Linked DNA regions of Homo sapiens: region 2 is linked to region 1. Evidence: chromatin contacts called from ENCODE Hi-C or POLR2A ChIA-PET data. All regions are on one chromosome and are shown on one strand. The core of a region is the stretch at or near the end of the contact, and the rest is flanking DNA. Distances in the headings are between cores, read along the strand shown.

Region 1 (3,446 bases), core at 694-3,193:
AAAGGAAACAATCAACAAATGCAAAGGCAACCTACAGAATGGGGGAAATATTTACAAATCACAGATCTGGTAAGAGGTTAATAACCAAAATATGTAAGGAACTCACATAACTCAAAAGCGAAAATCAAATAACCTGATTAAAAAATGGGCAAAGGATCCAAATAGATATTTTTCCAAAGAAGACATACAAATAGCCAACAGGTATATGAAAAGGTGCTCAACATCACCAATCACTAAGGAGATGTAAATCAAAACCATAGTGAAATATCACCTCACATCTGTTAGCATGATTGTCATAGAAAAAACAAGAGATAACAAGTGTTGGCAAGAACGTGGAGAAAAGGGAACCCTTGTATACTGTTAATGGGACTGTAAATTGATACAACCATTTTGAAAACAGTATGGACGTTCCTCAAAAAATTAAAAATAGAACTACCACATGTACCAGCAATCTCTCTTCTGGGTATGTAAACAAAGGAAATAAAATCAGTATTTGGAAGAGATATCTATACTCCTGTGTTCATTGCAATGTTATTCACAATAGACGAGCTACATAAACAATGTAAGTGTTCATTGAAAGGTAAAGAAAATGTACACACACACACAATGGAGTATTATTCAGTCATTAAAAAAGGAAATCCTGCCTTTTGCAACAATATGGATGAACTTGAAGGACATTATGCTTAGTGGAATTAGCTAGGAACAGAAAGACAAATACTGCAAATACTGAATGATCTCACTTGTATGTGGAATCTTCAAAAGTTGAATTCACAGAAGCAGAGAGTAGAATGGGTGGTTGCCGGAGGCTGGAGTGTGGGGAAAATGTGGACATGTTAGTCAAAACGACAAACTTTCAGTTATAAGATGAACAAGTTCTGGGGATCTAACATACAGCATGGTGACTATAGTTAATTACTGTACTTTATTGTATATTTGAGATTTGATAAGAGAGCATATTTTAAGTGAACCTCACCACACATTCACACACACACACAAAAGGTAGCTATGGGTGATGATGGATGTGTTTATTAATTTGATTGCAGTAATCATTACAAAATGTGTAGGTGTATCAAATCATCACACTATGTACTTTGAATATATACAATTTTTGTTTGCCAATTAAATATTTTAAAGTTAAGAAAAAAATACGAAGTGGAAAAAACTATGAGTTAATTAGGACCAAGCACTCTTTCAATGTTGCATATATTTAGTAGCTCATTCAACTGCTTTTTATAAGTGTTTGATGCCAACTTTGAAAGCCCTGGTTAAAAAATAGCCCAAAAAGCAACTCATTTCAGGGTTGCTTAGTCTAATATTTTCTCTGTACTAATCAGCTGCTCTATTATATAAAATACTCAATCTTAGTCATTCTTTTGAGATAAAGCTTAGCAAGATGTTAATATTTAAAATTATATTCTTAGATGGGCAAGGTAGAAGTTATTTGTTATTAAACAACTCAGCAGATATTAGTTTATCAGATTAGCTTCAACAGAGATAAGAACCTTAAGGAAATGGAATATATGTATTATTAGGTCAAGGAAAGTCCTGAAAGAAAGAGTTTTCTAGTGTGTGACGACCTGTAGAGGAAGCAGGTCTGAGTGGGGAACAGATGATAAGGACAGGTAAAGATGAGGAAAGAGTAGTAGAGTGACAAAAATTATCCCCAAACTAACCGCACTTACTTCCCCCCATGCCAGTACTGTGTAGAGAGTGTTTATGAATTCTGTCTTAAAGCTTGGACTGCGTATTTATATGACTATGAACCCTGACACCAACACTTGGCAAAGTAATCAGAACATGTCCTAGCACAAGAAGAGCTTTTAGGCCAGAAGCTTGCTACAAACAACCCGAATGGATGCCATATTTTAAACCTTACAGCTTGCCTCCCTACTCTCTTTCCCTACAGCCTCACTCCACCGTATCCTGCGAGTCAGTGATTTTCTTGGCGATTAGTCCGTACAAGATATTTGCATGATACTTATGCTGCACTTTCCATCCAAACTGGAAACAAACCAGCTTCGTAAAAAATGTCTACTTGTCTCACTGGAAACAAACAAAAAAAAAGCAATGATTAAGTACTAGAATTGCATCCAGACATAACCAAAGCTGGTTTAGCTCTTATTTAATACACTTGGCTTCTCCTAAAGCAATAGGGCCATTCTTTTCCCTTCCATTCTGCTATCTGTCTACTACATCTTTGGCTGCCTTTTTTCTGATATGTCAAATAAAAGATTACTTGATTTAGGGGAGGTTTCCAAATATTTATGGAGTAGCTTGAAAGAAAATCTTTGTAAAATCACTTTGGGAAAGATGTTTTCCTCCTACAGAATAAAAGCCTTAAATGTTTTCATTTCTTTCTGTCTGAGACAGAAAGAGAGAAAGGTATTAAATGAAGGTGTATAACTACCACTTGTTATTGATCTAGTATTTTATTTTGAGAAAATGCTTTTGTGTGTAAAGTTATAATATTAAGAAAATGTAATGCTTTGCATAGTTTTTAGAAATGAAAAATCCTGTTTTATATGTCTATGATTTGATTTCAGGGGGAAAAAAAAAGCACCATTCAAGCCTCATTTCAAGTACAGTACCAATTTACCAGTAGATTAATGTCAAATCCTTCTATGTTTGAAATTCTGACCTTTTACTTTTATTTTATTTAATCAGAATATATTTTAAATTATACTGTTTAGGCTTCTAGGTTTCAGATTAGCTCAGTCACCAGAAGCCTGTTCTTCTCCACTGGGGTTCTGGCAAAATGGACTAAATCTGGTGGAATATCAAAGTTTATTGAGCCACCGGAACTACAGAGTCAATTTTCCTCATCACTCTCCACTCCACATCCGCACTCCCACCATAAAAACTAGTCATACAATCCAGAAAAGAAACTTAGAGTTACTAAATCAAATAGAGTGTAGCAAAAAATCCCAGTCTCAGAAGAAAGATCAATTTACATTTGTTTATTGATCTCTAACAAAACATTTGTAAGTATGATGCCAAAAATTAAAATTCAGAAAGTCAGCTTAAACACACAAGTCATCATTCTTATAATGGTCCCGTGGCCAGTTGATAATTATGCTTCCTTCTTATAGCCAAAGGATCTGAATCCAATTTCTGCAAAGTGTGTGAAGTACTTACCAGAAAGAACTTTTAAAAATGGCATGAGGCAAACTCCGGATCTTATTTTTTATTTCTCTCTGAAAATCTCTACTTCAAAGACAGAAGCTTTGATTGCCCAAGTGACAGCTTTAGAATATTATATTTGCTAAAATCTTAAAGGAGCAAATTCTTCAGTATGACTTCTAACCTTCAGTATACTGGTATAGTTCCAAGACGGGGGAAAAAAACAACTACAAAACCCTGAGACTGTATATTGAAAAAATACTGAGTGCATGTAAAAGATCTACCATGTTTTATTATTCATAGCTTTCTAGCTCCCAAACATTGGT
Region 2 (2,500 bases), core at 1-2,500, 65 kb before region 1:
TTTCCCAGTAAAGAAGGTAAAGAAGATATAAAAATGATTCATTCTGCTGTTAGTGTCAGTCTTTTGCTCAACTCCCATTTCCCCCAAGTATTTAGATTTTTTTTTTCTTTAAGAAAATAAATGCCAGCTGGGCATAGTGGCTCATGCCTGTAATCTTAGCACTCTTTGGGAGTCCAAGGTGGGAGGGTCGCTTGAGCCCTGGAGATTGAGGTTGCAGCGAGCTGGGATTATGCCACTGCATTCTAGCCAAACAGACAGAGCGAGATCTTGTCTCAAGATTAAAAAAAAAAAAAAAAAAAAAAAGCCAACCACTTACGTTTACAGAATTAAAATTGCAGCCTGCCGCTGACAACCTGAGAAAAAGAGACAAAGTCAGTGGAATAGCCCTTGTTATTTATGCAAGTCCGCATACAGCTAGCCCTGGAGTTCCTGGAGAGCAAGGAACCTCTGTCCCAAACTTGACTCAGAGCTTCCAAAGTTGGTGTATTTCAACAAGTAAGCATTCCATTGAGCCAACAATTTGGTAGGCTACCAGCGGCTCTGGAGCGCCTGTTGATGATGACAGTTTTTGTGGGGGCATCTCAATATGACACACAATTGACACTGACCAGAAACACAGCGCCAAGGACACTCTAGTCCTAGCCATGAAATGTTATGATTCCAGGTTTTCAGGACAGAGCAGAGTCCACTTCTCATCTCCAGTATCCGTAAAAATTTGTCCAAAATGTAACTAAGAAAACACAATGATATTAGTTACTTCTGCTCCCCGTCACCCTCAACCCCACTGATTACGAGATGGGAACTCACACAAAACTTTGAGACAAAAGAGCAACAAGTTTGCTTTATTGTTTGCTTGTTTTGTTCCGGAGTCGGGGCCGGGAGGGAGTGCAGGAGGAGGGATCCAAGCTTCCAAGCCTCTGCTCCGCTCTCCTTCTATCCAGTTGGTCTTTAGGGCACTGAAGGAAACTCTTCTTCAGAAATAACCTTTTAACTTTTCTTCTGTCAGCTGCCTGCCAATCACGGAGCCAGAGGCTGAGGGGAGGCTTTGAGCCGGTCTGCGAGTCCGGAAGGCAAAGATCGCGAAGCTTGGCGCTCCAGAACGCTCAGGGGGCAGGTGACACAGTCGTGGGTTCCCCGGCGGGCGCTGGCTTGACAGTTTCCTCCCCGCCCACTGGCAGGGGAGCGCCCCGCCGGGCTGCACGCGCGCGCGCGCAGGGGGGCATAAAAGCCGCGGCCGCGCGGAGACGCGGAGCTCGCCCACCGCCCGCCCCAGCAGTGGCTGCACCATGCACGTGAACGGCAAAGTGGCGCTGGTGACCGGCGCGGCTCAGGGCATAGGCAGAGCCTTTGCAGAGGCGCTGCTGCTTAAGGGCGCCAAGGTAAGCCCGGCGCCCAGCCGCGGAAATTTCTCTGCCCACACACTCCGAGACTCGCCCCGCCGCCCGAGGTGCACTGGCGGAGACAGGGAGGCCGCGCCCGGCGTGCCCACTTTGCCACTTCCAAAATTTGCTGAAGCTGAGGCTGTGAGCACACCTCAGAAGTGGCTGGGAGGGAACCCAAACCTAATTGCCAAATTTCAGGTCCAGGAGGGGAGCCTCTTGTGTGTTTATTGTTTGTCCGTCTATTTCGTGAGCTGCGCAGGCCCGCGATTCCTCTCCTCTTGTCTATAGGTAGCGCTGGTGGATTGGAATCTTGAAGCAGGTGTACAGTGTAAAGCTGCCCTGGATGAGCAGTTTGAACCTCAGAAGACTCTGTTCATCCAGTGCGATGTGGCTGACCAGCAACAACTGAGAGGTAAGACAGGGGAATCAATCTGTCAACTGGGAACGTGCTCTCAACAAGCAACAACCTGAAGGCAGCCCGGCCAGGGGGCCCTGGGTGCCGCCTCCGCTGCCTCCTCGAGAGCAGCTACCTTGAAGCTCCAAAAGACAGTTTGGACTGATACGTTTCCTTCTGACAGCCCAATAGCTGTAAAACCGAAAGAAAGGCAAGACTGCTGGAGAAATCCTTTTATTGTAGTCATTTGGCAGCATTAATGTAATCAAAATTCCTTTATGTATTCAAAGACAGTGCTGCTGCAGTAATTATTAAATGATTGAAATTGCAGACAAAACTTGGAAAATTAAAGTAGGTTAAGTAAGGTACTGTTGACAAACAACTTCTCCCAGAAAGCTGGAGTCCAATGACAATCAAATGTGGCAGTGTTTTTCGTTTAAACATATCAGAATACAAGTTCAAGGAGCATCATCACAGAAGTGCTAGATGCTTTTGACCATATGTTTTCTCCGGCTTTTTCCCCAATGAGACAGTACTTTAAAATAATAATAATAGTAATCATAATAAAGTATACAATGTTAGAATTGTAGTAGAAACATCTCTATCAGCCTTTCCTCAATGCTTTCCTGTTTCCGGCTACTCACTTAAAATAGACCAATCTACTTGTGAAGTATCAGGGACAATATTGGCATACACAATAAACAGCTTTGATTATAAAGCTGTT

What was found. Hi-C counts contacts between places; a loop is a spot of excess contacts on that map. ChIA-PET counts read pairs that join two places held with the same protein, here RNA polymerase II (POLR2A). Pooled maps may share reads with other maps.
Region 2: a loop to region 1 is called in a map of sigmoid colon, with 8 times the contacts of the local background. The contact joins the promoter of HPGD here to the enhancer-like site in region 1. A Hi-C loop is called at or near these places in 4 of 168 maps with a recorded cell type or tissue (Caco-2, MCF 10A, natural killer cell and 1 more) and 4 of 50 pooled maps. POLR2A ChIA-PET finds 5 or more read pairs at or near these places in 4 of 52 experiments (Caco-2, GM12878, MCF 10A and 1 more).

What each region holds. Positions count from the first base shown.
Region 1 is chr4:174,456,193-174,459,638 of GRCh38, reverse strand. No RefSeq gene overlaps it. Among named protein-coding and RNA genes, the nearest start is that of MIR4276, 34 kb to the right of the region's middle. Within about 2 kb of position 1,943, at least 2 of the 41 ENCODE cell types and tissues checked have a DNase peak (open chromatin) inside an H3K27ac peak, as active enhancers do; they include sigmoid colon, where a contact is called at or near this core.
Region 2 is chr4:174,521,238-174,523,737 of GRCh38, reverse strand. It overlaps HPGD (15-hydroxyprostaglandin dehydrogenase), which reads left to right and starts at 1,250. Exons shown (of 7, transcript NM_000860.6): 1 at 1,250-1,379; 2 at 1,671-1,794. The coding sequence starts at 1,287. It overlaps LOC105377548 (a long non-coding RNA gene), which reads right to left and starts at 1,125. Exons shown (of 7, transcript XR_007058492.1): 1 at 609-1,125; 2 at 317-353.